Linked DNA regions of Mus musculus: regions 2, 3 and 4 are each linked to region 1. Evidence: chromatin loops called from intact Hi-C (ENCODE). Cell type or tissue: heart. All regions are shown on one strand. Links, peaks and the distances in the headings refer to the core of each region. The heading gives the core; the rest is flanking DNA. Region 1 has its middle 32 kb from the start of Gm36703. Region 2 has its middle 98 kb from the start of Gm41044. Region 3 holds the start of Pik3r1 (phosphoinositide-3-kinase regulatory subunit 1). Region 4 has its middle 20 kb from the start of Gm41044.

Region 1 (8,032 bases), core at 940-5,939:
AGCATTTCTGAGGCAGAGATAATTTCCTGTCCTTGGCAGTTCAGAGTCTACCTTCACACCTAAGGCTTCTGTATCACTGTTTGCTAAAGAATCCCTCTATGTACTTTACGTTAAGCAAAATAAATATGAAGAAACCAAACCACTACTATTAATTTCTAATTAGGCTGATAGCCTAACTGTCTAACTTCAGTGCTGTTCTCTGTTAAAAGAGGTTGATAAATTGAGACTTTTTCCTGGACAGATTGAGAAAGGAGCTATATGGCAGCAGCACTCGTATTTTGAGTTGAATTCCTTTCTCTCTCACCAAGCACTTACACAGCACCAAGATGGCCTGTATCAGCTGGAGAAAAGGTATTCACACTGTGGGAAACCTGGTGGAGAATAGAGGGGTACCATCAGTGGGATGTCGGGTGACACTGAACTGAGGTATGCTGAAGAAAAGCAGATAATGTGGACACAGTGACCTACCCTACAGCTGTCACTAAGGCCACCTCAAGGTGCATGACCAACAAAGCCAATGAATGGCTCTGAAGCAGGGCTAAGTCTGAGACCTGAGGAAGTGATAATAAGCAGGTGACAAAGGAAGACAGACATCTTTGTCTTAAACCAAAGCTCAAACCTAACCCCAAGTCTTCTGCTCCCAATATTTAGGGAGTCATATTTAGAATAAACTGCTCTTAAGATCTTCTAATAGTTTTACAAAGAAGAAAATGATCCTTTCTCCAGTTACGTTGTTTAAAATTACACAAGCATCTTGATTCCTATCATACTTGTGTGCCTTTTAGAATGCCATAGTCTTTACCATCACCTAGAATTATCTAAGTTTACTATTTATGTGCATAAGATGATCTTAGGTTTACATTGCTTTATCTGCAATGTTGGTTGATTGAGTCATTGTCTCCCCTACTAGGATGTAAGGCTATAGGTTAGTTATTTGCTCTTTTCACAGCCACATGTAGTTTTCAGGATAGCATCTAATAAACAAAATGCGCTAAATAAATATCATTTAATGAATATGAATAAATAAAAGAACTGCCTTTAGAAAGAAATTACTCAATGGACATTCAAGTCATTTATAAATATTGGTAGCTATAAGGATTAATGGAACTGAACTTGATGTAACATAATTTGACTTAAAAGCCCAGTAGAATATTGGCATAAAGCTCTAGGCAATTTCCTTTTTAAAGGGCATAATGGAGATATGCTGTCATTTGGTCATAGCTTTCTGGCATAAACTTAGTGGCAAATATTCTGTTAAGGGTCTATTAGATGTTTAAGTATCATGGACTTGCCATGGTAACCAGTCAGTGTTATTTCCAGTCATCTACACTGAGTGAAAAAAAAAATGGATTCATTTCCTGCTGCTGCTCGTGTGGCACACCTAAGCAGGGCATCGGCTTTTATAGAAAACTGATCAAGTTAACCATGTGCAGAAGAAATTCTGCTGTGACGCACTTCTGAGGCCTGTCCCGTGTCATAGAGCTCTGAAGGATGGTGTACAAAAGGAGAAACACACACAGAAAACTGGTCAAATAAGTCCCAGATACTCTGGGCCAAAGAAAGTTAGGCAGCCCATTTAAGACCACAGAGAGGCAAAATCACTAGCTCTCCCATGTGTTTTTCTTCTTCTTTTTTCTTTTGAACATTCTGCTCTATCCATTTCTTTCAGACAGTCTTTCCCACTGAACTTTGAGCTAGGCTGGTGGCCACCAAGTCCCAGTGATCCTCCTGTCCCTCTTTCCCACAGTGCTAGGGTTACAGGCACTTGGCCACACCTGGCTTATTTTAAGCAGGGGTACTGGGATTTGAACTTGAGTCTTCATATTTGCACAGCAAGGCCTCCTACCCATTGAGCTACCTCTCCAGCCCCTTTCCCATGTATGTGATAACAAATCTGCCTCCTTTGTCTCACTTTCCTCCTTAACCCAGGATCTCATGGGACCAAGGATATAGCTGCCTCCCTTTGGGAGCTTTTGTAATCTCTGGGGACTCTGGTTGATGAAAAAGAGTCCTGGATGAAACACTGTTTACTGCCCTTTTCTTAGCAAAAGCACCCAGGCAAAGGCAAAGGCTGAGGCTACACACGTTGGTGGATGCAGGAACATTTTCAGACAGACACCATCTCCATGCGAGGTTAGATACTTTGTGTATGAACCACTAGTTAATAAAAGCACTGCTATAATACTGCTAAAGAATAATGAACTGTGTGTCAACTCTCTTCATCTGTGACCTTTAACAAATGATTTTATGGGTCTCTGTTTCCTTATTTGTAAGCAAAGAGTTAGGTTAAGCAGTCTTTGAAATCCTGTCCCACTTGACCTCTTAGTAATTCAATGGCCTTTGGCTGTGGATCCTTCTCTGTTTCCATAGTTGGTACATTCCAAATGCCAAACAGATAAGACACAGAGGAGGAAAGAATAGCTAATCACTTAAAGCTTGGAAGTCACTGGCTGAGTAATGATGTTGGCGCCTGGGATACAGTGCCTTTAAGGAGACACCTTCCTCCATCAGGCTACAAATATAATAGCCGCCCCCCCAACCCCCAACCCTGCAGAAGGCACTCAACCTGGGTGTTATATGTTCATTGCACTGAGGCTCTTGTTTAAGGTGCTTTAATTTTTGTAACAATCTCTGGATTCTTAGAGAAGACAAAAGCTAGGCTCTGTTTGTTTGTTTCAAATTTTAGAGTTCCTTGAAACAGTACCCTTGATCTGGAGCCAACAAGATTCCTGAATTTTAAATTGAGCTTCCAGTGACTCAGACTTTAATTGGACACATCTCTTGGCTCAGACCATTGATAATTAGTCCATTAAACATTAAGAAACTATATGCCCCCAAGCCTTCAAAATAAATACCACAACATCGAGAAAGAAGATGTAATATGTTATAATAACCCTCACAGGGTTGCACAAATGCTTGGATCACAATTACAGAGCTTTTCTCCCTAGCAGCTCCTTGCAGACTCTCTGTGTTGCAAGCTGCAACATTTCAAGGGAGTGTTGATGGCATCGAGGGACAGCTGATTCCTGAAATATCGGATGGAGACAACTAGAGAATAAAGATGGTGACTTCCGATTCACACTAGGATGGGAAGTGGGATTCAGGGATGACAAAGCTTTACAATACCATTCAACCTGGCCTTATGGCAACTTTTCTGGTGTAAAAGAAAGATGTTTTTGTAGAAAACATGGAGTACCATTTCCGGATTTAAAAAACATACAGCATCTTTTTAATGTTTAGAGAAGGCTGTCATTGTGTAAAGAAAAGTTTAATTTCTACAGGGAGAAAGGATGTAGAGAGAGTTTGGGTTTCAGAATTACTGGAGTCTGACTTGGCCTTGGTCTCAGTTCCATCCATGTGTGCACTGGAAGGTAGGCAATCTTTAAATTATAGTAACAAAAAGGCGAGTAGGAACATTTGCTGTCAAGACTGATGACCTAATCCAAGGGACCCATGTTGCAGAAGGAAAGAATATATTCCTAAGAATGGTCCCCTGACCTTCCTGTGTGTACCTTAGAAAATACTTCTCCACATATACACATGTATACAAAGTGATTAAATAAAAATGTGATTATATTTTAAGAAAAAGGGGAATATAACTGAACATTTTGGCCCACACTGATAATTCCAACATTGGGAGGCTTAGGGTGGGAAAATCGAAGATCAAGGCTAGCTTCCGTTACATAGGAAGTTTGAGGCCAGCCTGGGCTATGTGAGAACTTATTTCAAAGAAATAAAAGTAAAAATAAATACTGAGAAAATGTGAAACATTATGGTATGCAAATTATATAAAAAGAGATGGTCCAGTAGTTAAGAACACTGCATGTTCTTCCAAATAAAGCCAGGGGATAGGCCCAGGAGGGGCATTGCATAGAATGGCAACATTTCTCAGGCTAAGTAAGTAGGGGCTAATTTCTACTGTGATGATCTTTGCTTTGTCCCTATTTTACATATTCATATTTATATTTTGTGGTACATCTTAAGACCACATTAAAGAAAAGTGATTGTGAATAATAACTAAAACACACTCTATAACATTAAAGTGTACTTTGTATTTACAGTCAAAGTGGATATGTTTATTTGTCCACAGCCCTTTCAACCACTATCACATGTTCTTCATTCACGTGTTCTTCATGGCTTCTCATGGCCTTTGCTTGTCAAGCTACCTTAACCCGCCATTCCTGTCATCTCTCCTTCTCAGCGTTCCCAGAATTTCTTGACATGTTATGCTTTAGAGCATCTCCCCCAGTGTTGCCTGAAATGCCCTCGCTCATCCTGACACAGTTCCAAGAGTTCCATGATGTTTTATCTGCCTTCTCCTCCCAGCAGCCTTCGTGCTTGAGTAAGAATTGAGAATCTTTACTTAGAGCATTGTATAACAATTGCTAAATATTTGCATATTTAGTTTCTAATGCTCTATGAACCGATTAAGAATAGACATTGAATCCTTGTGTGTTCAAGATCCATGTAGCCATGTAGCCAGGTAGATTAATTTGTCTGCATTTTGTTTCATTCTTACTCAGCCTCTCTCTCTCTCTCTCTCTCTCTCTCTCTCTCTCTCTCTCTCTCTCTCTCTCTCCCTCTCTTTCTCCCTCCTTCCTACCCCCCTCTGTGTATGTGTGTCTCCTCTTCACTATATCCTTTCCTTTACTCTCTTCTGTTCTCCTCTGCACACCTCACTTGGCCTCAAAATATGAATCATAACTGAAATATTTTAGTAAATTCATATAAAATGAACATCAGTAGGCTGAATATTCCTGCATGCAAAGGACAGGGATGGCATGGGAACACAGTATGGCATAGAAGGATGCTTGCTAAGCAGGTATGAAAGAAGTATGGTTGTCAGGGCCTGGGTTGATAACCGAGATGCCAGCGCTGGAGAAGCTTGGGAATGGCCATCTTGGTAATGCGATTGTTTGAGTATGGGTAAGGACAGATCAGAAAGCATTAGACATTAACTTTAACCACTCCTGACTGTTCTTTTAGACAAACTGAGTCAAAAACACACAGCAGCACAACCCAATCTGTAACATATTGTAGACTTGTTAGTCAACTCAGGATTCTTTGATGACCAAAGTAGGATTAGTAAATACGGAGTAAAGCCACACTGTAATAATTAATTTCGACCTACTGGCTGTCACTTAGACAGAACAATAAGGACTAATCACATGTATAAACACAGTAATATGGATCCTTTCCTCACTAAATATACATCAAGACCTTTATTGCTAATATGTGTTCCCACCTCATGAAAGGCCCAGTCTGGTATGTCTAAAATCATTAATAGACTCCGTTATATTTCCAAGCTGAATGCCCCCTGCTCTGCATAGTCCAAGATCTTCTTGTTCTATTTGAACACCCCCGTTTTCTTCCTTGCGGTCCCCAAGGCTATGGAAAAACCTTCCTGCCCACACTGACTTAAAATTCACTTCAAACAAGCTTGGACACCATCCACTTCATTGCTATGGACATTTTACTGGTTTCAGTGAACTATGTAAGAAGCTCTTCTCAAGCTGTGTACAACTGGGGAAGGACTTCTTGTCTTAGCTGTGTGACCCTACACTGTCCTGGCTTTTAATATGAGAACACTGTGTTCCTTGCATGGCTTCTGGATCTGACCTCATCTGTTCTCAGAGTCTAGTGGAAAAGACAGGAGTTCAATTCTGTTCTATTTAATCAAGACCATAACTTTCCAGTGGGATTGTAAATGAAACAGGGCTTCTCCATTAAGTGTAAACTTGGATGTCGAATGTAAACTTGAACACCATGACCTTCTCTCTTCCCTGAGCTCTGGCTGAACCCTGGAAATCTGTATTAATTATCACTTCTGTGTCTGCCTCTCCCTCACAGGACAGTGTGCAAAGGGTTGTGTTTTCTTCACTTTGTACCCCCAAGGCTTTGCTGAATAGGCACAAAGTTTCTGTTAACTCATTTCTTGTTAAGCTGTCATCATAAGGCTGAAATATCCAATTAGCCATTCCGGCTCAGTTAGCATTTTGTTGTTTACAAGCTTCATCTCCCTCTTGTGGACCACAATTATCCATAACGCATCAAGGATTGTCTCAATGCCAGCAGTGAATTTAGATAGGCTTCTACCCTATCCTGTAGAAAATATCAAGGATCTATCTACATGCAGAAATGTGATTTCAGTTCTCTAATTTGGGAACATGGTGTGACCATAAACTAATTTTTCTATTAGTAGATTTATGTAAATGGATTTATTAAGCTATAAATGCTAATTTAAATCTTCTTTTTTAACTTGGCAAATTATACTTAAATACATATGCTCTGTACATTCCGCAAGAGAATGGTCTGTGATAGCGGTACCTTCAGTTTCAAAAGTATGAACTTTAGCATGGAGCAAGGAAACATACAAGAGCAAATAGCTAGTAGCAGACAGATGAAGCAGCAGGTAGCAAAAATCATCAAATTGCTGCTTGTAATATTCAGCAGTGATGGCTGGAACAATCTGACTGAGAGCAAACAAACTGAGGCAACAACATCATCAAATCAGGATGTCTTAAGACATCCAGGGAAAACTAACTGGGGGAGAAGCAATCCTGCGAAGGTCATTGATGGAGAGACCATTGGTTAGGAATTTACACCTTTCTACAAATGGTGTTAAGAGCTTTTGCTCTGTTCGTTTTGGTTGCTGAAAGAAATCTAGTATTTATTGAACAACGGCAATCTGGTTTCACTCCTCACAGATATTCCTTGATTTGTACTTTATAAGGATTTTTTTTACAAGAAATGGAGCAAGGTTTACCTCATCAGCTGAAGTATAAAGTGTTTGCTGGTAGATGGCTTTTCATTCTGTTCATCATTATATCTAAGCACACAACAATGGGTCTAGCCCAGCATATATGCTCAATACATAATTTGGAATAAATAAGTGAATAAAAAAATCACTGAAAGTTCTTTTACCTATAAATTAGTTCCAGACCTCAGTTCTATATCCAACATCTTTATATTTTATTCAATTTATTTATTTTTAAGTTGAACTATTATTTTCTTATTGGATTGTTTGAGTTCCTTATATATTTTTTATATTAATCCTTAATAGTTTGTTGCAATTGAGACTTGCAAGTAATATATCTTCTGTAGGTCTTTTTACTTTGTTTTCTGTACTATTTTTTTTTTGTACAGAATCTGTTTAATTTGGTGAAAAGCTGTTGGTCTGATTTTGTTTTTGTTGCTTGTTCTCTTAATGTTATATTTGAATATTGGTCCCCCAAACCAGGGATCCACAGCTGTCTGCAGTGTTTTCTTCCAGGAATGTGCAGGCTCTGGTTTTATATTTTAATTTTCAATTCATCTGAGCCCATGTCTTTAGTGTGAGGAAAGACTATTTTCATTCTTCTGCAGCATGTAGATTTCTAGACGTCTCATCAACATTCAGCAGAGACAAGCAGAAAAAACTTTCTGAAAGATATTTTTGCTGTCGATCAAGCATGACAAAGCTTTTGCCCATTGCCACCTCAAAACTACTATTCCTTCCCTTTGTATCTCCCATTGTTTATGCTAAAGTGTCATCTGTAATTCTTATGTGTCCATGACGATAGCTTATGTTCAGGAATCCAATGGAGGTAGAAACATGACTGTAGAGTAAAACTGATTTGCAGATCAAGTTCCATTTCTTCTTAATAAAAAGTTTACCCACAGAGCACAGGAAAAGTCCAAGAATATCCATCATCTAAGTACAATAGGGAAGTTCCCGAGAAGGAGATGATTTGTTGGGGCAAACTGAGATTATTTGGTTACAACAGAGAAACCTGAATTAGCTGCTGCATCAAGCCTATTGGTCTGCAGAGGGGATAGAGGCTGTGATGGTCTTGGGAATAACGCAACCTGTATACACCCTCTTACAGAAAAGAAAGAAAGTACACGGGGGAAGCGCATAACCTTAACCAGCAACAACCTAGTGCAATATTTCTCCATATTCTATAATTTGAGTGGAAACTCTGTAAGTCCTACTTGCTACTTAATTTCTCATAGCCCTGGGAAGAATAGCTCTAGTCCAACCACTATGGAG
Region 2 (8,032 bases), core at 1,966-6,965, 400 kb after region 1:
GACACACCCTCGGGGTAGAGTGTAGCAATAGAACTGGACAGGGTTATCTTTCCCAGCCTCCTACACCTTTTTATCAAGTTTCAAGAAGAGTAAATCTTTTATTATCTACACACTGGAGGTCCAAGTACCACACTTGCTGAGGCCAACAGTCATTATCACCTGATCATAAATTGTTTCCCTAGTGGTGTTTGGCTAGATGTCGAGCTTTTAACTGTGCATCCATGGTTGTCACCCAGAGGCTGGTTTGCCTGTGCATTTTCAGTGACTAGGGGCTGTATGAACCCTTGTAAACTTAGCACTGCACAACAACTGAGACCATCAGAATCTATCGACAGAGAAAATTCCTTCTCAGTCTATTTGTAAGGTTTCATAAGACTTGAAATAAGTGCTAGCTTATTTCCCATCTTCATCTGTGTTAGAGAAGACTTGATGTCCTAATGGCCCTGTTTTCATTTTCCATTAAAACTCTGGGGAATTCTCAGTAGACACCCATGTATATCACCCTCACAGCTTGGCCATGATCCCTAATAGTAACCACACACACTTGTGCACACACACACACACACACACACACACACACACACAAGAAACATATTTGATGGCATGCATAGCTCCTTGCTAAGCCCAGTCCTCCTTGCTTATACAGTCTGAACATGTGACGTCTATCTCAAGAAAACTTAGTAAGTGCCACCCTGAAGCTATTGCAGCCAAAACACCATTGTTAGCATGACTTTTCTTTTGACACAACGTAGTAATAACTTTTTTCTTCATCTAAATGTTCCTCATTGGAGAGGGGCAGAATAGTTTTCTTTCCTCCTCGGTATTTCTTTTTCCAGTGCCTTTGGTAGCCGATAGTTATTATTTACTGGTAAACTTGGAGATGAAGTTTGCCTGTGGCTCCACAATTTCATCTGCTTAGCATCATCCTCATGAGATGTCCTGGAAAGATCTTGTAGGCTAGAAAATATCTCGTGGGCATTTTCATTTACTTGAGAGTTTTTATTTGCTTTATAGCGTTTTCCCAAGGTTGGCACATGTGAGCAATGGAAGAGTCAACTCTTCCTCCAAATGACCGGAAGGAAGCCATCCTCCAGTAGAAGGAATGCATATTTGAATTTATGAGAGCTGAACTTGGCTGCCACAGCCACATTCTTGTTCTACTTTGAGCTTGGCAGACCGTGCTAGTACTTGTGCTGGGTCTGCAGATGAGAGAACTCTTCTATTTTTCTTTGTTAAAGTCTTATAAACCTCAAGAGTATATTTTCCATTCGAGACTTTGATAAACTGTACAAAGACTGTGTGAACAGCCAAGTTTTGTCCAGCCTGTCAAGCCAGCAAAGAGGATATATTTACAGAACGCTTGTGCTTCTGTGTCACAATATGGTAATGTCTGGACAGCCATTTTCTTCATACTGAGATAGCTTTATGGTCATACCCTGACAGCAAATGATTTTATCCTAAACTACCTATTTAGTCTGCTCAGCATGGAAGTCTGATTTTAACAGAAATACTATTTTTGAAAACATATAGCCTTACAATATAAATAGTTTAGTATAAAATCTAAAGATACCGCTTTTGCTGTGGTTGGCACAAACCCACATCCTGTGTCTGGAGCAGTACACTGGGGACTGGCACTAGTCTTTCCTTCCACCCATCCCCAAATTCTCAAACACAGTCCCAAGCTGGCATAGTGTAGCAGAAGCAAGGTTTAATGTCAGAAATGGACAAACCATAGGCATTTCATATCTCAAGGTAACTACTGGTTTTGTAACTTTACTTCATTGAAGGAATAACCACTGAATACCTGGTATCTGCCAGATGCAGGCCTATCTATGGCAATAAACCAAAAAACCAAAGTTTCTATGGTCATAGAGCATTGCAATGGAGGTGCAGTGGGGGAAGGAGGGAAGAGTTATCTTGGCATATACTGACGACGTAATGGCATAATGCATTAAGGGCTAAAGGAGAAATTTGTGCCTCTAGACATAAACAGACTTACGAAATACTCTCTAAAGCCTCCCATTGTAGCCAGAATAGGGTCTCCAGTACCATAGCCTGACTGTGGAGAAAGCAAATTCAGCCAGCAGCCAACTGCTTTTCACCAAAGCCTGCCCGCTGCATAGACATCCATGTCTGGTAGATGCCCTACTGCCAGAACAGCTTGCTTAGGCTCCAGCTGGGCAACAAAGGCCTCATACTGGCCATGTCTGAGTCTTCTCAGAAGGTTGAAAGAAGCAGAGGTTACTTTCGGAAGAAAGCAGAAGGATTACAGAGAAGCATTTATTATTATGGGAAATGGGGAAGTCAGCTAGAACCTCCTCCTAAGAATGTATAACATAGACATTTCCCACTCAAATGACAGGGTTTCTTCACAGGCTGAATAAATGACCCATTCCATTGTTTGAGCTCAAATGACATAGGGGCAGGAAAAAGGACAGAGCCTCTTTAAGGGGTTACCTCGTTTTCCCAAATGGCCTACTGAAAACAGAAAAAGGATCTGCTCATAGGAATACAAGCATTCATAATTTACGAATGAAGAAATGCAAATGGATATAGCTAATTTCATCAACAATTACTCCTGGAGGGATCCTTAACCCACATGCATCCAGTCTACAAGCACAGAAGCCAGGAACTGGAGAAGTGAATGGTGTCTCTGAGATCTCGTGGGCTAACAGGAGAAAAAAAAGGCACTTGAGCACGTGTGCTAAAGGCCAGTGTTGTCACATCCCTCATGCAGGCTTACCTGGTGCACTTTACTGTAAACACAAGCAATATCAGAAATTACTAAATTTTCATGTACCCTAGCAGTCTAAACTAAGACTGATTGAAATATTAGGGTTCTCCTGACCCAGGATAGAATCCTTATATGTCTTCTCTTGCCCACCTGGCCTTTGCTGAGACTTAGAGAAAAATGGGGGTGAGGATCCACTTTAGAATGTCTGACCCTGTGAAGTACAAGAAACTGTCCAAGAAAATCGTGAGGCAATGCACAGATCCCACTTAGACATCAGCTCAGTGGCTTTAGAAGAAGGAAAAAAGGAAGCAGCATCTTCTCTGAGGGGTCCAACGAATTCTGGTGCTTCTGGTGACACTCAGAAGTGCAGAGACTTCTTGGTAAGTCACCATGAGGGAAGAGGGTCTGAATGTGACGCAACTTTAAAAGGAAAGAAATGGCGCCGAGGCAGGGGCTAGGGGGATCCCCAGACATAAGACTCTGCCTCATAACAACCAAAAATTTTAAAAATAAATTTTAAGCAAAAGATTCTCAGCTGGGAAGATAAATAAACAAGGCCAGGCTGGTAGGCCGGCTCCCTTCATGAATGTTAAGCCGTGCCGGCCTGGTTTAATGAGTGAGCTATCAAGTGCCTAGCAAAAGTCCCAGAACACCAATAAATGTTAGTTCTTGTTTCCAACATCAATAAATGATAGCTGTTCCCCAAGTTGTTGGACATTTTCTTAGGAAAATCCTTAGACACCCTATTTAACACACCTGATTCATTCTCTCCTGGAAACGTGGGTGTACGCACAGTGCTTGTATATAATTTTATGGCATCTATGGGGAGGCCCGGAGCCTCCCCACAGGTGCATGAGCCTCCAACAACAGGAAGTGAGTGTGCAGGGCAGGACGCAGGTCTCCCAGGCCTCCGCTTCTTATGCTTTTAGAGCAGTGCCCTCTCTGTGAAAACCATGAGAAAGAAGAAGAAGAAGAAGAAGAAGAAGAAGAAGAAGAAGAAGAAGAAGAAGAAGAAGAAGAAGAAGAAGAAGAAGAAGAAGAAGAGGAAGAGGAGGAGGAGGAGGAGGAGGAAGAGGAGGAGGAGGAAGAGGAGGAGGAGGAGGAGGAGGAAGAGGAGGAAGAGGAGGAGGAGGAGGAACCTTCCAAATATTCTACACTGAAAGTTGGAATTGAGTTCTTGAAATTTGGAATAAATTCTCTGTATTAATGAAGGGCAAAATGAATTGTGCTTTCCTGTTCTTCAGAAGACTTGCAATTAGACTTACTCTTACTGCCCAACACTGAGTTATCAACTCCAAATGGGACTCCCAGTCTCCGAAGCACTGTGGCTGGTTTTCAGCTAGGACATTCAGGCCCCTAAGCCAAGACACACTAGCTGGGAGAGGAGCCTATTCCTGAACCAAAAGATCACCATGTCCCTGCTGGCAGCCAGATGTCATGGTGGCCTGTGGCAACTGGTCACATTAGGTCAATCTACAGCAAGTCAGTCTATGCCTGGACTAACTTGTGATGAATAAGCTGAAACATGCTCCACAAATTCAGTAAGAGCTCTAACAATCATTAACTCCCATTATGAAACAACGTTGTGAGTGTAAACACACCTTTAACAGACATTTCTCTAGCCAGAAGAGCTGATAAAAGGTTTGACTGGGAAGGTGGCCACAGACATGACCTATGTGCCTTTCTATTCGTTCATCTCTCTTCCTTCCTTTGGGGATCTTTTTTCTTTACCCCTTGCCTGTTTTCTATTTATAGGCATAACATATTTGAGCGCGATGACCAGATGACTAGAAATAGCCTAGGTCATTTGTTCTGTTAGCAAAGTTAGCTCCTCCCTTTCTTCAACTAATCTATGATTGTGTTTCTCGCACTTAATAATGGGTGTGAATTGAAAATGTGATACCAGATAAAGAAAAGAAAAACTAAAGTCTCCTTTTCCAGAGCCTATCACCACGAGAGCATGGGCTCTGACATTTCTGTTCTTTTCTTTTTGTTTCTCACACGCATGAGAGATTCCAGGAAAGCTTTCTTTTCTTTTCTTTCTTTTTTCAGCCTTTTTTTCTTCAAACTAAGTAGCGTTGGTACCCTGAGCCAGAGAGTGCAGTGGCTGGTGAGCGAGTGTTGACTTGTCTAAGCAAAGCACTGCTCAGAGCATTAGGAAAGGGAAATCCAGGGACTGGGAGCAGATTGTGGCAATTCCCACACACTTTGTCTCACTCTCTTCTAGCTGGGTATGCGTGGCTAAAGTCACGTTGCAGCCTCGCCTTGCAAGGAGGGAAACAATAAGCTAACAGGCTTCCAGCATAGACTTCTCACATTGGCCTCCAGAAGTTAAAATGAGTACAAGGCAGACTTCCAATCCCTAAAGAGGTTGTTGTGTATGTAAACACACACACATACTCCACACACACACTGTACATACCACACATATACATATATATGCACACACAGAGACATACAGACACACACTCCACATACCACACACAACACACTATACACACACCACACACACACACACACACACACACACACACACTACACCATACACACACATACACACATACCATACATACTTTATACATTACACACCACATACACACATGCACACATCACATACACACCACACACATACCAACCACATACACCAGCCCTAAAATAAAACATCTACTGAATACAACTTCCAACTGGGGCACAGATCTGAACAAAAAACACATTTCCTCACAACTTTGTTGCCTGGGAGTGTCTTTCTGGACCCCCTCTGTACACCACTTCTATACACACCTTCAAGATACCAAGCACTCCTGAACACTGCCTTTCTTGACCCTGGATACCAAAGAGACGTTCTGCCTTTGTAAAAGGCCACCCCTGAATAGTCTTGCTAATGTATACCTTATCTGTGGAGACAGAGATAAGAAGGCCCAATCAATAGCAGCCTGTGTATAGAACAAAGCTTTGGCTTAAATACTAAGGCTAAGAGCAACTTGGACGAAATAGGGAACTGGGCTTAGGCCAAAGTCTGGAGCTGCTGCTGGTGCAAAGAGGGCGGTTTTTTGTGTGGTAGATTTACAGCATGCAGCATAGACCATCAGCCCTCCTGACTGCCCTTAAGAGAGTTAGACATCCCGATTTGCATTCCCCACATGGCTCTTAGAAGCATCCTGAAGCTTGGCCACAAGCCAACAAGACTTGGAACGCCAAGATTCAAGATACCATTTTTTTTTTCTGGTTCACAGTATTTCTAAATATGAACTCTCCTTCTAAGCAAGGAGAATTTAATTTTTTTTCTAAGCAACAAAATTTTTATAGAGATCAAGGTAAGGAAAGCTACTGTTTTTGTCTGGTTCTCTTCAGCTGGGGTCTGGGTCCTCTTCCCATCACACTGGCCACGTAGGGCATAATAGGGCTTATATACTGGGTTTAGTATACAGATAGGTTCTCAGATCTGCATGGTTTATTGTCCTAATTTCTTTTTCTGTTGCTGTGTAAAATAAAGACAACTTAAGAGAGAATGGACTTGTTCTGGTCCAGAGTTCAGGTTAAGGTCCACTCTGGCAGAAAAGTCACAGTGGCAGGAACTGAAAGGAGCTGGTTACGTCATATTCGGAGACAGAATGAACGGGCAACAGACACCAGCATGTTGGTGCTCTCCTTCATTTCTCTGTTTTAAACATGTCAAGGCTTGGTCCTGCCCACCATCATGAATCAGGACAGTCCTTCACAGACATGCCTTAAGACCTATCTCCTGGGTGACTCTAGAGTCTGTCAAGGTGACAAATAACACTAATCGTCACATCTAGAGCAGTCGTTCTCACCATTCCTAACCCTGTGGCCCTTTCATGTTGTGGGACACCTCCCCCCCCCCTGCCCCCAGCCATAAAATTACTTTCATTGCTACTTCATAACTGTAATTTTGCTACTGATATGAGTCATAGTGTAAGTATCTGTGTTTTCTGATGGTCTTAGGCAACCCCCTGTAAAAGGGTTGTTCAACCTCCGCAAAGAAGGTCACAACTCACAGGTTGAGAATTGCTAGCCTGGAGGTACAACTGAGTCACAGAAGGTGCTCACTCTCTTTCCTGTTCATCTTGTGGGCCCTGGAATTTAGGGGGAGCTAGACTCACAGAAGGAGGTTTTTGCTTGCTGCTTTGCTTTGCTTTGCTTTGGAAAACAAGATTTTAGATTGTGGGGGTTATTTGTTTGTGGTTGTTTGTTTTTGCCAATTGGAAACAAACAAAAACTACCATGGGAGTGACACCAGTGAGCTCCCAGTCATCAGACTTTGTATTTTCAAAAGGGTGTTTGTCCTGTTGACCCAGTCTCTTCAATTGGTCATATGGTCGATACTGACAGCTTTCTTTTTAAATGTCCCCAAGGGTGGCACAAGGGTGTCTTGGATTTTGACCACAACTAAATCTGAAAGCTGCTTTTGATAGTCCCAATAATCGGTGCCTTTTCGTTTCCTGCTCTAGAAGTAGTTACTTACCTTGAGTGTGAGTTGGATTTATTTTTGAGGTGCTGAGATTTGAACCCAAGGCCTTATGCATGGCTAGGTCAGCTCCCTACAACCACTAAATCCTAGTCCCCAAGATTCCCATCTATAGAGTAGAATACAGCAAAAGTAATGCTATAAGTTTCTCAAGACTGGATAATGTGTGCCCATGGCCGTCTATTTTTCTAGCATTCTTATCCCCAGGAGTCTTAAGAAAAGGCTATGAACTTTGTGAGAGGCTGAGGTGTAGAGTTTCTGAACAGTAGCTGTCAACCATCCTGTGCAAACCCCACCCCTACCCCACCTTTGTTCTTCAAACAACACTGGGATGCAAGTATTTGCATGGCATTTTCATTGTATTCATTGTTATCAAGAGATAATTTAAAGTATACAGAAGGATGTAGATCAGTTCTGTGCAAAGAGTGCTTAGTTTTATATAAGGGTCTTGAGCATCCAGTCTCCCATGGATACCAAGGAACAGCTATATATCTCCACTTCTACTTTTGTCAACAAGTTTCTCTGTAACACAGTGTCCTACTTTTATGTGGCTGCTTTTCTCTGAGTGAGAAAAACAATTTTTTTTTAAAAAAATCTGAAATCATTGTTCTATTAGAAAAAAAAATGCCCACTGTTTTAAAAGCACAGATTTATAGATTATAGTTCCCATGGTAACCCCTTGACCTAGAGACCAATTCTAAATCATCTTAAATGTCAAAATTTTATATTGCTGATCTTTTAATGATAATCCAGATGGCTCTGGACTTAAAACATTTATGGGAAGTGAGCTTCATTTTATATCCTTTTGTGGT
Region 3 (8,032 bases), core at 937-5,936, 550 kb after region 1:
GCTATTGTCTCAATTATGGTTACTCAAACTCTTTCTCTGTAGTTCGGGTCCTTGATTGACTCTGATTTCCATGCCATCTTTGCCAGCGATGATACTCTTGTATCTCTGTTGGGAATTTCCCATCTTCTGACATATTTATCAAATAACCAAAGCCAACAGTTTGATAAGTACTGGTTGAATTGTGTGTGCTGTGTGTTTGTCTGTTTGTCAATTTGACACAAGGTAGAGTCAAGGTAGAGTCTTCTGGGAAGAGGGCTTCATAATTGACAAAAACTTTTTATTATATTGGCCAGTAGATAAAAATGTGGGACATTTATTTATTTATTCCTGATTAATGTGGAAGGGTGCAGCCCACTGTGGGTGATGTCACCCCTGCGGAGGTGCTCCTGGATTGTACAAAAGAGAAAGGTGAGGGATTTATGCAGACTAAGACAGGCAATTCCTCTATGACCCCTGCTTCAGTTCCTGCCTCGACTTTCCCTCATGATGGACTGCAGGCTGGAAAAGGAAGAAAGCCCTTCCCTTTCCTCCTAAAGCTGCTTTTGGTGATGGTCTTTCTCCCAGCAATAGAAAGCAAACCAGAACGCTGTGTCTACGTGACATACGAGCATTTTATTGGGGTGGGTTCCAGTATGTCCCAGAAGGCCCAGGATAATCATTCTCAACTCCCAGCATGCAACAAATGGTTTGGAGAGTTTCCTAAAACAGCTTTTTTTTTTCTTTCCACTCCAATCTGACATTTTTGGTTTAGAGAAGACAGATAATTTGCATTTCCAGGAAACTCCAAGGAGATGTTCACAGTCCTGCCCATCTGGGGTTTTTGTAGAAATGAAGAGAAAGCTTGTGGCACAGGGGCCCCTTTGCCTTATCATATCAGCTTCTTGCTTTATTACAGTTACAGTTTGTGTTCCCAGATAAGGTTTTACTCAAGAGGTTACTAGAAAACACAAGTATAAGGCTAAGAACTTGTCATGCAAGGGTAAGTACCTGACTTCAGAGCCCTAGTGCTCAAGTAAATGTGGGTGGGCATAGGGGCTTGACTGTAAATCCCAATGTACAATGTGCAGAGGCAGAAAATCTTTGGTGCAAATTGGCTAGCTGTAGTATCTGATGGGTGCTTCAGGTTCAAGTGGGAGACCCTGCCTCAATCCATAAGGTGGAGAATGAGGAAGACTCCACTGTTAAGTATACACAGGCACACACATGCATACACATGTGAATATGTATACATATGCACACAGGCTCATACTCCAAGTATGAATAGTCATATTGTTTTGTTATTGCTTTTAATTCATAAAATCTATGGGAAATGGAAATAAAATGTGTGGGAAGGTATCAATTTAATATCAATGAAATAGATTATTTGGTGCCCGGGTATGGAAAAATTATTTTTCTTTCATGTGACCCTCTTTGGACATAAGCTGTGTGTTGTGTTCAGTTATAATGAAAATAAGTCAAAGAACGTGTAAGTGCATAATCAATTGCTGAAGACTTTTCTATTAAGAGGAAGTGCAGTTGGGAATTAGATGCTTTTTTACGGCTGAATAGAATCCTATGCTGGAGCCTCTTTCCAAGACTCTAGTGAGCCCAAAGGGAGGAGAGAGCTAGCAAAGTTTGTATTTTCTTCGAGGAGAGGAAAACTAAAGAAAACATCTGTGAATGTTTTATTACTTGAGTTGTCTTAGTTTGGATTAGATTTAAGGGCTTCTACCGCAGGAAACACACCACGGCCATCCACCAGGAGGCTCTTCCTTTCACAGACTACGGAAGAATGTACCCCTGTACCTTGGTTTCTAATTGCCACTATTAAATACTCCGACTGAAGCAACTTACAGGAGAAAGCATTTAACTCACAGTTCAGAGTAGTCTATCATGGTGGGTAAGTTAAGGCCATAGGAACTTGAATAGCTGGCCACCTTATGCCCTCAATCAGATAAGAGCAACCAGTAATGCATGCATGCATAGCCCTCATTTTTTGTCTCCATTCGTACAGTACAGAATTTCCTGCCCTAGGTGTGATTCTACTCATAATTAAGATGGATCTCCCTACACAAATTAACATAATCTATATTCAGAGAGATTCTATAAAGACTAGGCTGGTTTGAACTCGAGACTATGGCTTCAGCTTCAAAGTGCTGGGATTACAGACTTGTCACCACATCCTGAATGGTAGGCAAATTCTTTATTTTATTTTTTATTAGATATTTTCTTTATATAAATTTCAAATGCTATCCTGAAAGTTCCCTATATCCTCCCCCCGCCCTGCTCCCCTACCCACCCACTCTGCTTCTTGGCCCTGGCATTCCCCTGTACTGGGGCATATAAAGTTTGCAATACCAAAGGGCCTCTCTTCCCAGTGATGGCCAACTAGGCCATCTTCTGTGTAGGCAAATTCTTTTTTTTTCTTTTCTTTTCCATTTTTTTATTAGGTATTTAGCTCATTTACATTTCCAATGCTATACCAAAAGTCCCCCGTAGCCACCCACCCCCACTCCCCTACCCACCCACTCCCCCTTTTTGGCCCTGGCGTTCCCCTGTACTGGGGCATATAAAGTTTGCGTGTCCAATGGGTAGGCAAATTCTTAAATGTGATGTGGGTAGCAGCCTGCTTTTGTCTTTATTAGATACCAAGAGTACCAGAAACATTAGTACCTGAATTGTGTACTGAGATCTCTTCTTTTAGAATGGGCGTCACCTTTAAACGTGACTGCATTTGTTTAACATAAACTGTGAATTTCATTTTTTCCCTCTGCTTCCAAAACTCACAGTAATACACTACCAAATTTAGAATTTGACAACAGACTAAGTTCTTGGTTAAGAAAAAGCATTTTGTTGCCAGAATAGCTGCAAAAGGGATCTTTAGGGCAAGAAGGGTGGGTGGCTACAGGTTCCTGAACTACAAAATAAGACATATTTTGGGAGCAAAATTTAAAAAGTCCATGAGTTCTTGAACGTTTTTATGAAGACAAAACACGGGGCTATCATCCTTTCTTATCTGGGAAGGCTGAGCCATTATCACTTTTTTCTTGAGCAGCTTCCATAGTGGTTTCTACTCCAAGGATCTACATTTTTACATCTAACAAACCATAGACTTCATTTGAGTTTCTCCAGCCTATCAGAAGCGTTAGAAGGCGGTGGACTGGCTGAATGACCTACATAGGCTCTGCCTTGCAAGGACTGCCAGAGATCACCCGGTATGCGCCCTCCTCACAGAACACTCCTTTTCCTCTAGATCCCGCCTTGGTTCCTGGAGGCAGCCGTGCCAGGCTTTTGCAGGCGGCGGGCACTCGTTGCTCCAGCTCACCCTTTCACCCCTCCTTCACCCCGGGAGTGCCACGCCGGGTGGCGCGGTTTTTCTGACCACTAGGGAAGCTGGGCAGGCAAGGCCAGGAATTACAGGGCCTCCCCGCTTTGGCGAGCCCTCGCATCTGCATCTTCCTGAACCCAGCCACTGTCCTGAAGCTCTAGTGGATTCGAAAGAGGCAGGGTCTCGCAGGCAGCCGGCTGGGCTCCAGAGAGGCCTGAACTTATTTCCCACCCCCCACCCCCATCCCCATTTGAACTCCCTGCTTCGGGCCTGGGCGACGCCCCGCAGGCGAGCCAGCCCCAAGCACGCAGAGTTAGAGCGCTCCGTAGCGGAGGGCGCGCGCCGTCCAGTCGCCCGGGGCATCCCCGAGCCGGGGGCGGGGGCGAGGGCAGCGAGGGGTGCGGGGTAGGGTCGGCAGCACAGAGCGTAGCTCCTAGACCTTGGTAGCCCTCCCGGAGACTGGCAGAGGCGGAGGGCGCGGCTCGGGCGCTGGGGGGCGGGGTCTCGGGCGTTGATTGGTGTGTATCTGGGGGCGGGGCGCAGGGGCGGGCCCGGGGTGGGGCTGGCGCCTGGCGCTGGAGCTGCGCCGCTCAGGGAGAGGAGTAGCTAGCAGCTGGAGCCGAGTTGGAGGAAGCAGCGGCAGCGGCAGCGGCAGCGGTAGCGGTGAGGACGGCTGTGCAGCCAAGGAACCGGGACAGCGAAGCGACGGCAGGTCGCAGCTGGATCGCAGGAGCCTGGGAGCTGGGAGCTTCAGAGGCCGCTGAAGCCCAGGCTGGGCAGAGGAAGGAAGCGAGCCGACCCGGAGGTAGGCGGCGGCGGGTCCCGGTGTGCCCGGGAGGGGGAAGCGGTGCGAACGCGCACGGCCGCTGCTCTTCCTGTCACCGGCAGCCACTTCTGCTGCCGAGCCACTCAAGGGGAAGCGAGCAGGCTGCCAGCTCCCAGTCGCCAGCATCTCTCGGCCACTTGGAAGCCTTCTCCGGCCAGTGACCAGCTTGCTTGGTCGCAGCCACCTCCTGCTCTCATTTCCTTCGTGCCACCCCGGGCGGGCTGTGCTCGTTACCCGGAGCGTTCGGTCCTGGAGTTGCCAGCGGTCACCGGCTCCCCTCCTCCTCCGTCACCTCACGCTTCCGAGGGTCCCCGATCGCCCTGCAGCTTTCCGAAGCCGGGAGCGCGCGAGGAGAGTGCCTGGATCGCTGCCTTTGCGTTAGCGCGGCGTACCCTCCAGGCCCGGAGCCCCAGCCGGGGTCTCCGGCCAGGCTGGGCCATGGTGGTCCCCGGAGCTCGCCCCCAGCCCCCGCCCTCCGAAGTTTGCCTCCCTCCTCTTCCGGGGTGGGGGAAGTGCTCCTCGGGGCGGTCGGTGGCTGGGGCTCTAGCTCGGCGTCTGGCGCCCGCCGGGCTTGGGCAGGTTGCTGGAGGCATAATGAGTGGGATCCTGGCACCGCCCGGAAATCCAGCTTTTCCTAACGCGGGGCGACCCTGGAAGGACCTGCCCAGCACTAAGCTGCCGGCCAGGGAGAACCGGCCCGCGTGCAAGCCAGAGCTAAAATATCTGGGGGAATTGTCTGCAAGCTACTTCCTTCCCAAAGGCAGAAACTGCCCGGCAGATCACGAGACAAAGAGAATAGAAACGCTCTGACCAGGCACGCATGTACAGAAATGCATTTTAGTAACCAGCTTTCGCGCACAATAACGCAAGGGTGTGAGCGGAGTGGCTGTGACATGTTGAATGCTGTGTGCCGGCACTGTATTCAGGGGAATTCTGCTCCTGGCGCTAGTAATACCGGAAAGGTCTCACTTCCACCGTTAATTCTTGAAGAAGCTGCAGGCTCTATTGCTGTACTGGTGTGAATTTATGCTTTATTTAGGGGTTTCATGATTTTAGGACTTAATTTTCCCCCTTTTCTTTTCCTGTCTTTTTCCTCTTTGTCAGACAGTGTGAAATAGGAAAGGATGAAGCAGTTCCGGGTTTTAAGTGTAGCATGAGATTGTCATTTCAGTGAGATCGAGTTTCAAGTTTTAGGTGGTAGGGTTACTCACAAAGCTGGTTGACCTAGGCTCCTTGTGCAAGCCTCTCTTAATATTTCATTAGCTTGTGTTCCATGTTGGGCATTTGAAAGATAGTAAATTATGAGCTAAGAAAGCTTGTAGTAGGCAGATGGGTTTATTTCTGCCTCAGAGCAGATTGATTGCTAAAGTAGATATCATTAGGACTTCAGGGCCTTCTGCACAGGTGAGCCGCCCATGCATCGTTTGTCACTGAGCAGGGAACCAGCACCCCAAGAGCCCCCCCCTTTTTTTTCATTTTTTTTTTGACAGTTGCACTCAAGCAGACCATTTTCTGAAGCACACAAGTTGCTTAAACTTTGGAAAACATGTGCTTTTTGCTTATTACAAAGAAAATGATCCTGGTTTTTCTTGTGCCTCTTGTGGTTCAAAGGCAGGTTTAAATGGGGGAAGCTCCTTGCCTGGCAGGAGTTCTGTGCCACGCCACTGCTGGCTGCCTTCCTCTAAGTGCCTGTTGCAGGCCACGCCACTTTTCCATAGCAGTCTGTCAGCTTTTACGATTTGAAGAAAGTTGGATGCAGCTGATAACTGGCTCTCAGACTGTTGTGGGAGTTTGCTTTTAACTTTCATCTTGCACCAAGACCTGTTCCTAGTTGCATAACAGAACTCTGCCATGTGCACATTGTTATCTGTCATTTTATTTGCATTTTTATGATAGCATTCTGCTTTTTCACATCTGGGATGCACTGCAGTCATGTAAAAAGAAGGATTTCACTGCCCACTGACTCCATTTATTGTTTTCTTTAGCTGTGTGTGTGTGTTTGGTACATTTCTAATGTATGAAGTTAGTTTGGGAAAACTGAGCAATTGAACACATAGAAATATGCATTTTTGGCTGCTGATGGTGGGTGGTGTGCATGCATCTTTTGGAACTGTTAATTACACCTAACCTGATCAGTGCACCCCCTGCCCTTTTGTTCTTTTATTAAGTATATATTAATTGTATACAACAGTGAGGTTTTTGGGGGGACATTTTTCTACATGCATGTACCATAGTTTGTTCATATTCATTAGCCTTTTCTTGTCTCTTTCCCTCTCAGGCTAATCTCTCAAAAGGCTTTGAATCTTAAGTTCAAGTTTACTCAACCTCCACAGACCTAGTACCCTTAAAAACAGTGGCTTTTCCTTTCAACTGTTTCTGAGCCCACCATGGAACTTGAAGTTTGTTGTGTTGATGGACATTTCTTCTCTGCCACTCTGTCTCCTAAGTAGTGCAGCGAAATGTTGTAAAAGGCATTTACTTTGAGAAAATTATCCACATACTTGTTACAGTAGGAGGAATTCTGGTCCAGCTTTTATTGTGTTTACATTTTTTTTGACTTGCAAAATGTGTTTTATTGGATAAAGAGATAGCGAATGAGTCACCTGGGGAAATAGTCCCATGGGCAAGTCGTCTGTACAAGCCAAGCTAAGGTTTGCATGTGCGCTTTTGACTTTGAATCTCTCATGAATAAGGTGTACACACGCAGATGGATTGAGCTCCTATCAGTCTATTAGGCTCATTACACAGGGCAAGCAAAGCACAAAGCCCTTTCCATGACGTAGGGCTTTGCTAGCTAAGGCAGGAGATGAAGCGTCCTGGGGAAGCTAGGAAAACCAGAAAGTCACCTGTCAGTCCAAGGGGCTATTAGTTGTATGTGTGAGAATGTATCAGTTTGGAGGCAGTTTCTCATGCAGTCCACCCTGGCCTTGAACTCTTAATGTAGCAGAACTTGACTTTGTACTCTGGAGTGGTTCACCTCTATCTCCCAAGCCCTGGGATTACAAACTTGTGCCACCAAACTCAACTGTCAGGTTTTTGGGTTTTTTTTTTTGTTTTTTTTTTTTTTTAAGACAGTGTAAATTGCATCTTTATTTATTTATTTATTTATTTATTTAAAAAAGCATCGGTTGTGATTAACTTTTAAGCACTCATATTTTATTGCAATTTTTAAAGTCTCCTTTGACTCCTCTCTAATGAAATTTTTTTTGTGTGGGGGGGTCATGGTTTTGCCAATACTCTTATTGAAATCACTTGCCTAAAGTACTGGCAATTAAGGCCGTTTCTTGTACACTAAGCCAAATGAACTGAAAGATAGAGGGTGTAAAAACTTATAGCTTGTCTGTCTGGCTCATGCTATCCTCCCCCCCCCCCCACTCCCCAACCTCCCATTTTCTGGAGAAACGTGCACCGAGTACAAGCTTACTAAAGAAAAAAAAATCGTAAAAACAGCACTTTGTTCTGCCACTATTGTATACCTTAAAGTAAATCAAATATATACCCATAAGCACCTGTAGTCAAAACAGTTCTCAGGTTAATGATCACCTGGGGGAGAATTGAAATCATAGGCGCCTGGCCAAAGGGTCAGGAGGCTCTGCCAGTGGGTGTTGTGAGGAGTTACAGGCGGGGTGTCTGGCCAGCAGTTCAGCCTTTGCCCCTTTCCTTCTTCCTGGAATGCCTCTGTAGTCCTGACAAACTGGGCTTATCCCAGGAGGACCCAGCTGCCTTCATTCTCTGGGGGCATTGCGTGACTGTGTTCAGTTTTTCCTCTTTGAGGAAGACGCCATGAAACTCAACTAGATAGCAGTGTCGGGACTCCCACCTTGTGCTCTGCCACCAAGTCACAATTCTGTCCCCCTCCCACATACGCCCCCTGACCTCCCCTGGGCCACCTTCCACCT
Region 4 (8,032 bases), core at 1,054-6,053, 320 kb after region 1:
TAATAGAGTCCTGGATCCCCTCTTAAACCTTAGGAACTGGGAATCCATTGTCAACATTTCTCTTAAACCTTATAAATTCCCCACCAGAACCATCCCCTGAGCTCTGCTTACAGCATTGCATGGCTTTTCCATCCCAGAGTTCCAAACTCTTCCATTGCCACCCTGAATATCAGTCCCAAGAGACTAAGAACTACATGGTAGCATCATGATCCCACTCTCTGCTACAGATATTTTTTTATTAATTATCTTTCTCCATGCTGTGAGAGAATTTCTGGGAAAAAAAAAGACCAACAACTTCTAGAGAGGTAGGCTTTATTCTGGCTTGTAGCATGAAGGGATACATAATCCATTGCAGTAGAGAGGTGTGGACACAGGAGTATGAGGCAGCCACTAGGTGAGTTAGCTTGAGATGTAATACCCCAGGACCTGCCCTCCACCACCCACTTCCTCCGGGAAGGTTCCACCTCCTAAAGATTCCACAGCCTTCCCAAAGAGTGCCACCAAGTGTTAAACACATAAGATTCTGGAGGCCTTTTCTCAGTCAATCATAAAGTTGGTCAGCTGACTACTTAGTTTGCATGTAGATAACCAGTTTCTCCAACAACATCTGTTAAATAATCTCTCTTTCCAAGTGTGTTGCCTTTGCTCATTTGCCAAAGATCAGTTGATTGTATTTATAGATCTATTTCTGTGTTCTTTGCTCCAATCCATTGGTCTGTTTGGTCTTTTGCCAACACTGCACTGTTTCGATTACTACAACCTTCTACACGGTCTTAAAGTTGAGTAGAGTGATTCTTCTTAACTTGGCTCAACACTGAGTTGGCATCCTGATGTCTTGTTTGGATTTTTTTCCTCATATAAATTTCATAATTAGTTTGCTGCTATCCACAAGATAACATGCTGTAACTCTGACTGAGACTCCATATTGCTGAATCTTGTTATCCATGGACTTGGGATACCTCTCCATTTACACAGCTCTTTATTTCATGCATCAGAATTTTGTACATATTTTTTTAAAAACTGGTAACTAAGTATTTATCTTGAAGAGATGAGTGTGAATGGTATTATGTACCTTTAAAAATTTATAACTCTTTTCATCCATTGCTATTATATAGAGGAGTGATTGACTTTTTCCATTTATTATATATCATAGAACTCTGCCATGCTCACCTTCTAGATCTAACAGTGTTTTGTTGATTATCTCAGACTCTCTACACATATAATCATATGATATGTGAATAAAATAGTATTTCTTCATTCTCAATCACAATACCATTTATTTCACCCCTATTTTTGGTCTTTCTCCCCCCCCCCCACAAAGAGTTCAAGTGGTAATTACTATCGTTCATCTATTAAGCAACATCATACAATTATAATTTCTACTGGTTCTATTGAGGTCTGATATTCATTTCTGTTGCTTTATTAGGAAACTTTATTGTCTGACTTTAAGAATTTCCACTTTACTTTCCTCTCATAATTATGTTCTTGAGCTTACATTGAGCATCAGCATTTATTCCAGCTTTTTGGCCATCCTGAAGTATAAATCCTAATCTCTGGCCTAAGTTTCTGGTCATGATTTTCCAGTTCTCACCTTCTTTCCTACCTTGTACCTTCCGAGCTGTGCCGTGGGTCAAGCTGAAACATCACTCTGGTGTGAATGGCCAGTGTAATCAACATACTTCACGAGTTACTAGATTTTTTGGCCTCTCCCTGCCCTGAGAAACTGTTAAGGAAGAGATGAGCTTCCTCCTTGAATGCTGGCTTCAGCAGTTGTGCCTCCCTCACGGTAGGAATGCGTCCTCATTAAAGGCTGTCTGCACTTGGGGTGGGTGAGAAGCTTTGCTCTTTCTTGCGCTGTGTAGGTGGTAATGAGAAGAGTTACCAAATGACACATTTGTTGGCAGCCCAGCTTGTCTTCACCCTGTCACACCCTGGACCACAAAGCTTTCGAAGCGATTGCACCTGTTGACAGAGGGGCCATGAACACAGCCTGCAATGGCTCAGCTTCTCTCCAGCAGAATAGCCTGTTCATCTTTAGGTTCCCACTCAGCAGCCTTAACCCCATGGGTGGGACAGGAGGTACAATGGCTTTCAAAAAAAAAACCATGTGCTGCTATGAGTGGTTAACAGGCCTTTGAGGCTTTCCAGAGGAAAACAAAGGATAGCGCCTTCCTTCCTCTCAGAATGTTCAGCACACTGCCCTGAAATGTGTCTAGCCAGCTGGTCAGGGAAACAGGTGTCAGACTTATAGCAAAATATTGAAGCCATGCTATGTTTTTTTTTCTTTCATATCTATTAGATAGCTTCATTCCAAGCTTTTATCCTTAAAAGAAAAAGAAAAAAGAAATTGGGCAGCTGTTACTCCGAATCTACACATAATATCATCTATGGTACACCCTCTACAATTCCATATAATCTAACAGTATGATTCCTATAACTTCAAACTTCAAATGTCAGTTCACAATGATTTTAGCTTTCAGAAACTTTCTACTCAGCACTATCCATTACAGTACCCACTGTTGGTAATTCCTTCATCCAGCCAGTGGATTTCACAAGAAATTGCCACATCCACTTACCATATTCTATTGAGTACACCCTATCACCTGTCAGTCAGGGGACTGGGTGTGAGGCGTATAAGGATATAAGTCCTGTGCAAGAGCCTTTCCTGAGGGCAGCTGTGATTTGCATGGTAGAAACAGAGCAGAGTTAGCTACACAAATAAAAGAAGTTCAACCTGCGATAGTTACTTTGAGGGAAGTATATGTAGCTGAGCCTAGCCTGCAAGGTTGTGACTATGACCCTTTTATCTTGCTGTCCCTAGCACTTAGGAGACAGCCTGACCTATGACAGGTGTAGAGAGGGGAGGTGGTAAGGAATGTTCACATGGATCAATCCCTCAGTGGAAGAGATAAACTTCTTTGAGAAACAGTTACATTTTACAGAAAATACAGAAAGTACCACATTCTTGGGGACGCTTTGCATTTAATATCCAGTTCTGTGCTTTTATCTTACACTGAGCCAACCTAGAAGCAAGAGTAAGTGTTATGGAAGAACAAAAATCCTGCTTTTCCTCGTTTTCTTCTGGTGAGACACAGTGGAGCGGGGCTGCAAGCGTAAAGCTGTAGAATCAGTGCTAAGAACATCCTATGTGTCCCAGGAAGCTTTGCTGATAATTAAGTTCCCTGTTCTCAAGTTACTTGTCACCTTCCTTTTAGCTGCTGGAACAGGAACAGCATGTTTCAGTCTTTACTGCCCAAGGACTAAATGAGCAGCTGTGTTTTGTCCCTGTCCCGTCCTCCTGGACCCTTGCCTGGTTCTCAATTGCTTCCTTAAATGTCCTGTCAATTTGGAACCTCCCCCAAAAAAACACTGGCTGGAACAGTGCTCGTATCTCTAGGCAGGTCTCATGACCTCCTCAGGTGACGCACAGTCTTCATGGTGGTGGAACTTCTGGTGGCTAAGTGGCAGGTACCCTGGGAGAGATGTGGGCAAGCAAAGCTTTGAAAACCTGGGAAATCGTACTGTTTGAGGGGAGCTGAAATGGAATAATTATCACCTCCAAATGACTGCTGCACAAGGCAGACGCTGAGACCCCAGAGTTGACATCAATAAGCTAGTGGTGTGGGAAATAGCTGACCCAAGGCTAGGCAGGCGGGGTACACAGGGAGACAGCCTCTACTCAAATGCTCAATGGCACCACTCTTCCCGGCAACTCTGCAGCACTGACTATAAAAGTCCTTGCTAGAAACTGAGAACCACAAGAGCATGTTACATGATAATGAAGCACTTTTATGGGTCATGGGTCAAATACATGGATATTATTATAAAAGGAAGGTATGACCTCTACTCTGGGGAAAGGAGAAAAACAAACATATACCACAGCCTTGTAAATGAGAAGAAAATGTAGAAAGTTTAAGCTACAGCCCTAGTATTTAATGAAAGAAGAAAATCCTGATGAAAGAGACATGATTGGTTGAGTGAAATAGTTCGCTTACAGAAGGACTGGTATTAAACGGCTGAGTCTCCTGACTCCCAGACTACCGTGCATTCCACTGTGTCACACAGGCTCTGCTTAGCTACGAGAACAACCAGGGAGCAAGTGCAGGAAACCCTGAGCTTGGGCTTTGTGCTGTTGCACACGAAGGATGCTGAGAAGGAGAGGGTAAGGATGGAAGCAGTGCACTTCATGGGAAGAGGAAGCTCTCAAAGAGTCATAGAAGAGTTGCAGTGTGTGTGTGTGTGTGTGTGTGTGTGTGTGTGTGTGTGTGTGTGTGTGTGTTTGTGTCTGATTGTATGTATGTATGTATGTATGTATGTATGTATGTATGTATATGTGCATTGTGTGTATAGAAAGAGTAGAAAAAAGGAGGGAAGGAAGGGAATCTGGGGCAAGCAGATGAAATAAGCCAGGTCTAGCTTTAGAATCCAATAAGAAGACCTAAAACACAAACTGAATGTGAGTGCTTCATGAGAACAGAGGAGAAATCACACAGAACATGTCGTGATATTCACCACACACAACTGAGCACCTCGTATATACCGCACTGGAGACAGACTAGGCAGATGAACAAGAACAATGCCCTATGATCATGGCTTCCCACTCTGTCACTCAATTCTTGATTCTAAAAACCAGGTATAGCAATAGAAAACAAAACCATGAGGAATGTTATCTGATCTTTATGGGAGATGATTGGACGACATGATGAGCACATGAGTAATTTCAAATAAAAAGATAGTTCTTGATCTATACTAAGGGATGCTCGTGTGACATCTGAATGACATTCACTGATACCAAGGATGGGTAATGGCTCCACCACACCTAAATAGGCTACCATCCTCAGCTCATGAAATTCATAGAGTAATTGCTGAAATTAATATTTCCTTCTCACTTTTTTCTATCTTTTCTTCCATTAAATATGCACAAAAGTAATGATCTAGAAGATAAAGTTCACTGTAGTGGTTTGAATATGAGTGGTCCCCCATAAGCTCATATATTGAAATCTTTGGTTCCCAGTTGGTGGAACTGCTTAGGAAGGATTAGGAAGTATGGTCTTGCTTGAAGAGGTTTCAAAAGCCTATGCCAGGCCAGTCTTCCACTCTCTACCTGCTGTTTGTGGATGAGGATGCGAGCTCTTAGCTACTGCTCCAGCACCATGCCTGCCTAGCAGCCTTGTTGCCAAGCTCTCTGCCATTGACGGTCAAGGATCTGCCCCTAGTTCTGTAAGCAAGCCCCCAGTTAAATGTTTTCTATGAATTGCCTCAGTTATTGTGTCTCTTCACACCAATAGGAAAGTATCTAAGACACCCATGTGCTCATATATTCCATTTTTATGTCAGCCTATTTCCTAATTCATTTATTTTTGACATGCACATTACAGAGTAGTCCACTATAAAATGTTCATGCATGAGTTTTTTTTTTTTGAAAAGGGATGCCCAAAATATTTTACAAATAAGGGCGTTACCTCAGAGTATTTGGATACACTCTTACTATGTAGTCAATAAGCATTCTTAGGGACAGCACCAAGGACTATGAAATTGATACTTCTTTCTTCCACATATAGTACACATGACTTTACTGTGGGAGTGACAATAGGCCAAGATAGTTCCCTTTTCTTGATGTCTCATCAGATGTGTAGAAGACCTGAGCCAGTGGACCACAAATCAGATATTTGCTCCCATTTCCAAAAGAAAGATCTTTCTAAAAACAAGCACTACCCTTGCCAATATATATAATGTTTTAAATCTAAGCATTCTTACTGAACAAATATATATGTGTGTGTGTGTGTGTGTGTGTGTGTGTGTGTATGTATATATATATATATATACACATATGTGTATATATATGTATATACACATATGTGTGTGGGAGAGAGAGAGAGAGAGATCTTTGGGGAAGTCCCTATATCATTTAGAATCTATTTTATTAGCATAAAAATGAGGGAGCTGAAAATCTCTGTGCCTCTGATCTTCTTCCTAGCCCTAATATTTTACAAGCTATGAAACTGTAAATTTCTCACACCAAACACTATATCCAATATATTATTTATATTATGTCTCTCATTATTACAGGAACATTTTATATGGCATGTCATTATGTAAGCCTTTATCACATTCATCAACATTTATTGAAGACCTCTGCTTGGTCAGATGTCACCACATGCTACCAGGAAGGAACGTGAAGAAGTCCACATTGTGCAGATTCCATTTGTGACTATGTGGCAATCTCAGATCACACACAGATTTTCAGTGTCTAACCATGCCTTGTCCTTCTGCCAGCCTGTCCACAGGAGTTGTCTTGCTCTCTGGTGGCTAGAAGCCTACTCAGTTGGCTGGAGGGAGATTTGTAGCACTCAAAGGCATGGGCATGAGGGAAGATTCCTTTTAGGAAAGTGATAGCACTGTGCACCATGGTGTTCAGGCTCTGACATGCCACAGATTAGCAGGCATGCCTCTGGAACAAGGCATGTGATGAGCCTTTGAGTCCATGTCCTAAATGGAGTCATATAGATGCACCTTTAGTTCCCTCCTCCATCTTTCATTGACCATTTGGCCCATGACATGAGAGTTAACTAAATTAACACACGTCAATTACTCAAAGAACATTTAGTACCTATGAGCATGACGTGTCTAAAATCTGTTGTTATCACTGGTGATATTTTTAGAGTTGTAAAGCCAAAGAGGTTCCCCCCTCCACAAATCTTCCAGTGGCAAATGCAACATTCAAAAATTGTTGACAAAAATTGAGCTACAAAGCAAACACTTGATTGCCCGATGCCTATGGCTTGTCCTGTTCACTTCTGAAAAGCCATATTACTTACTGCCAAGTATGCCACTGAGGTGATAAACTTAAGGTACAGGTGTCACATGGTATGACACAATTGGCACCACACATCGCAGCATGCCTCCTTCCTGCCAAAGGCCTCACGTAGATTTCCCATAGAATTGTAGAATGTTCTGGACTCAAAGTTCAATTACATGTGCAGACTTGAAAAAATTATCACGGAAACTTTTTCAGAATGTGCCTATATTATCTGTGACCTAGATACTCTCAGGAGTCAATAACTCATGTCGAAAACATTTTTCCTTTTTGCCTCTGTTTAGATTGAATCAAGTTTTAATTAAAGAAGTTAAGAATAGGGAGCTTGGGGCATGGCACATGCCTTTAATTTCGGCACTCAGGAGGCAGAGGCAGGTGGATCTCTGAGGCCAGCCTGATCTCCATAGTGAATTCCAAGATAACCAAGGCAATGTAGAGAGATCCTGTCTCCAATAAGAGGAAAAGAAAAGGAGAAGGAAGGAAGGAAGGAAGGAAGGGAGGGAGGGAGGGAGGGAGGGAGGGAGGGAGGGAGGGAGGGGGAAAAGTTAAGCATAGGCTAGTAAGATGGCTCAGTAGGTAAACATGCTTGCTATCAAGTCTGATGACCTGTGTTCGACTCCTAATACCCACAGGAGAGAACTAACTCCTGCAAGTTGTCCTCTGACCCCATAACATGGACCAGGTCATATGCATACACAACCCCCCCCCCTCCAATGAGTAAACAAGTGCAATAAAGTTATAAAAGAAATGTTCTGCTTTGTTTTAAGTTAAGGGAAATTATTGTATGCTTTGCATAGAAAAGTTATCTGTCATTCTTTGCTCACTGTTCCTCTGCCAACCTCATCTCATCAGAGATCATGTGATAAGAAAAATTGATCAATGGAGTAGTGTGGAACCTACATCATCACAGTGCTAGAACCATTTTGTGGAAGAAGGAATGAGTCCAAAGTTGTTTGATTTATGCAGACCATACATATCTGAGAAAAGTGATAGCCAGAGTAAGGGTTCAATGTTATCCCACCAAGCTTTTACTTGTGGGAAAAAAAGAGACAAAGATATTAATGGGGAATGAATCAAGAAACAAATCACAGCATTTCTACCACTCTCTAACAAAAGCTTCTGGGAGAAGTTTGGTGAACAAAATTTATAGAGGATACAGCAAATGACCAAACTATGTGGCATCTAGACCTAAGTAAGAATAAGGCTGCTTAGAGG

What was found. A loop is a pair of places that touch in the nucleus more often than their neighbours do. Peaks named below come from ENCODE experiments on the same cell type or tissue, not always from the same donor. Only the 100,000 strongest peaks of a DNase experiment are listed, where the experiment ranks them.
Region 2: it touches region 1 in a loop (4-fold over the local background); 4 of 42 quality-filtered maps call a loop at or near these places.
Region 3: a loop joins it to region 1, with 4 times the contacts of the local background. A loop is called at or near these places in 6 of 42 quality-filtered maps.
Region 4: a loop joins it to region 1, with 2.6 times the contacts of the local background. A loop is called at or near these places in 6 of 42 quality-filtered maps.

Annotation. Positions count from the first base shown.
Region 1 is chr13:102,314,049-102,322,080 of GRCm38, reverse strand. No RefSeq gene overlaps it. Among named protein-coding and RNA genes, the nearest start is that of Gm36703, 32 kb to the left of the region's middle. In heart, for the core only: no CTCF peak of the experiment used is centred there; a DNase peak (open chromatin) is centred at 2,990; H3K27ac peaks cover 926 bases.
Region 2 is chr13:101,912,620-101,920,651 of GRCm38, reverse strand. It overlaps the pseudogene Gm17832. Among named protein-coding and RNA genes, the nearest start is that of Gm41044, 98 kb to the left of the region's middle. In heart, for the core only: a CTCF peak has its summit at 4,140; a DNase peak (open chromatin) is centred at 4,141; H3K27ac peaks cover 1,115 bases.
Region 3 is chr13:101,764,057-101,772,088 of GRCm38, reverse strand. It overlaps Pik3r1 (phosphoinositide-3-kinase regulatory subunit 1), which reads left to right and starts at 3,872. Exons shown (of 16, transcript NM_001077495.2): 1 at 3,872-4,112. In heart, for the core only: a CTCF peak has its summit at 3,391; DNase peaks (open chromatin) are centred at 3,228, 3,788, 4,678 and 5,798; H3K4me3 peaks cover 3,088 bases; H3K27ac peaks cover 2,908 bases.
Region 4 is chr13:101,990,264-101,998,295 of GRCm38, reverse strand. No RefSeq gene overlaps it. Among named protein-coding and RNA genes, the nearest start is that of Gm41044, 20 kb to the left of the region's middle. In heart, for the core only: no CTCF peak of the experiment used is centred there; a DNase peak (open chromatin) is centred at 3,335.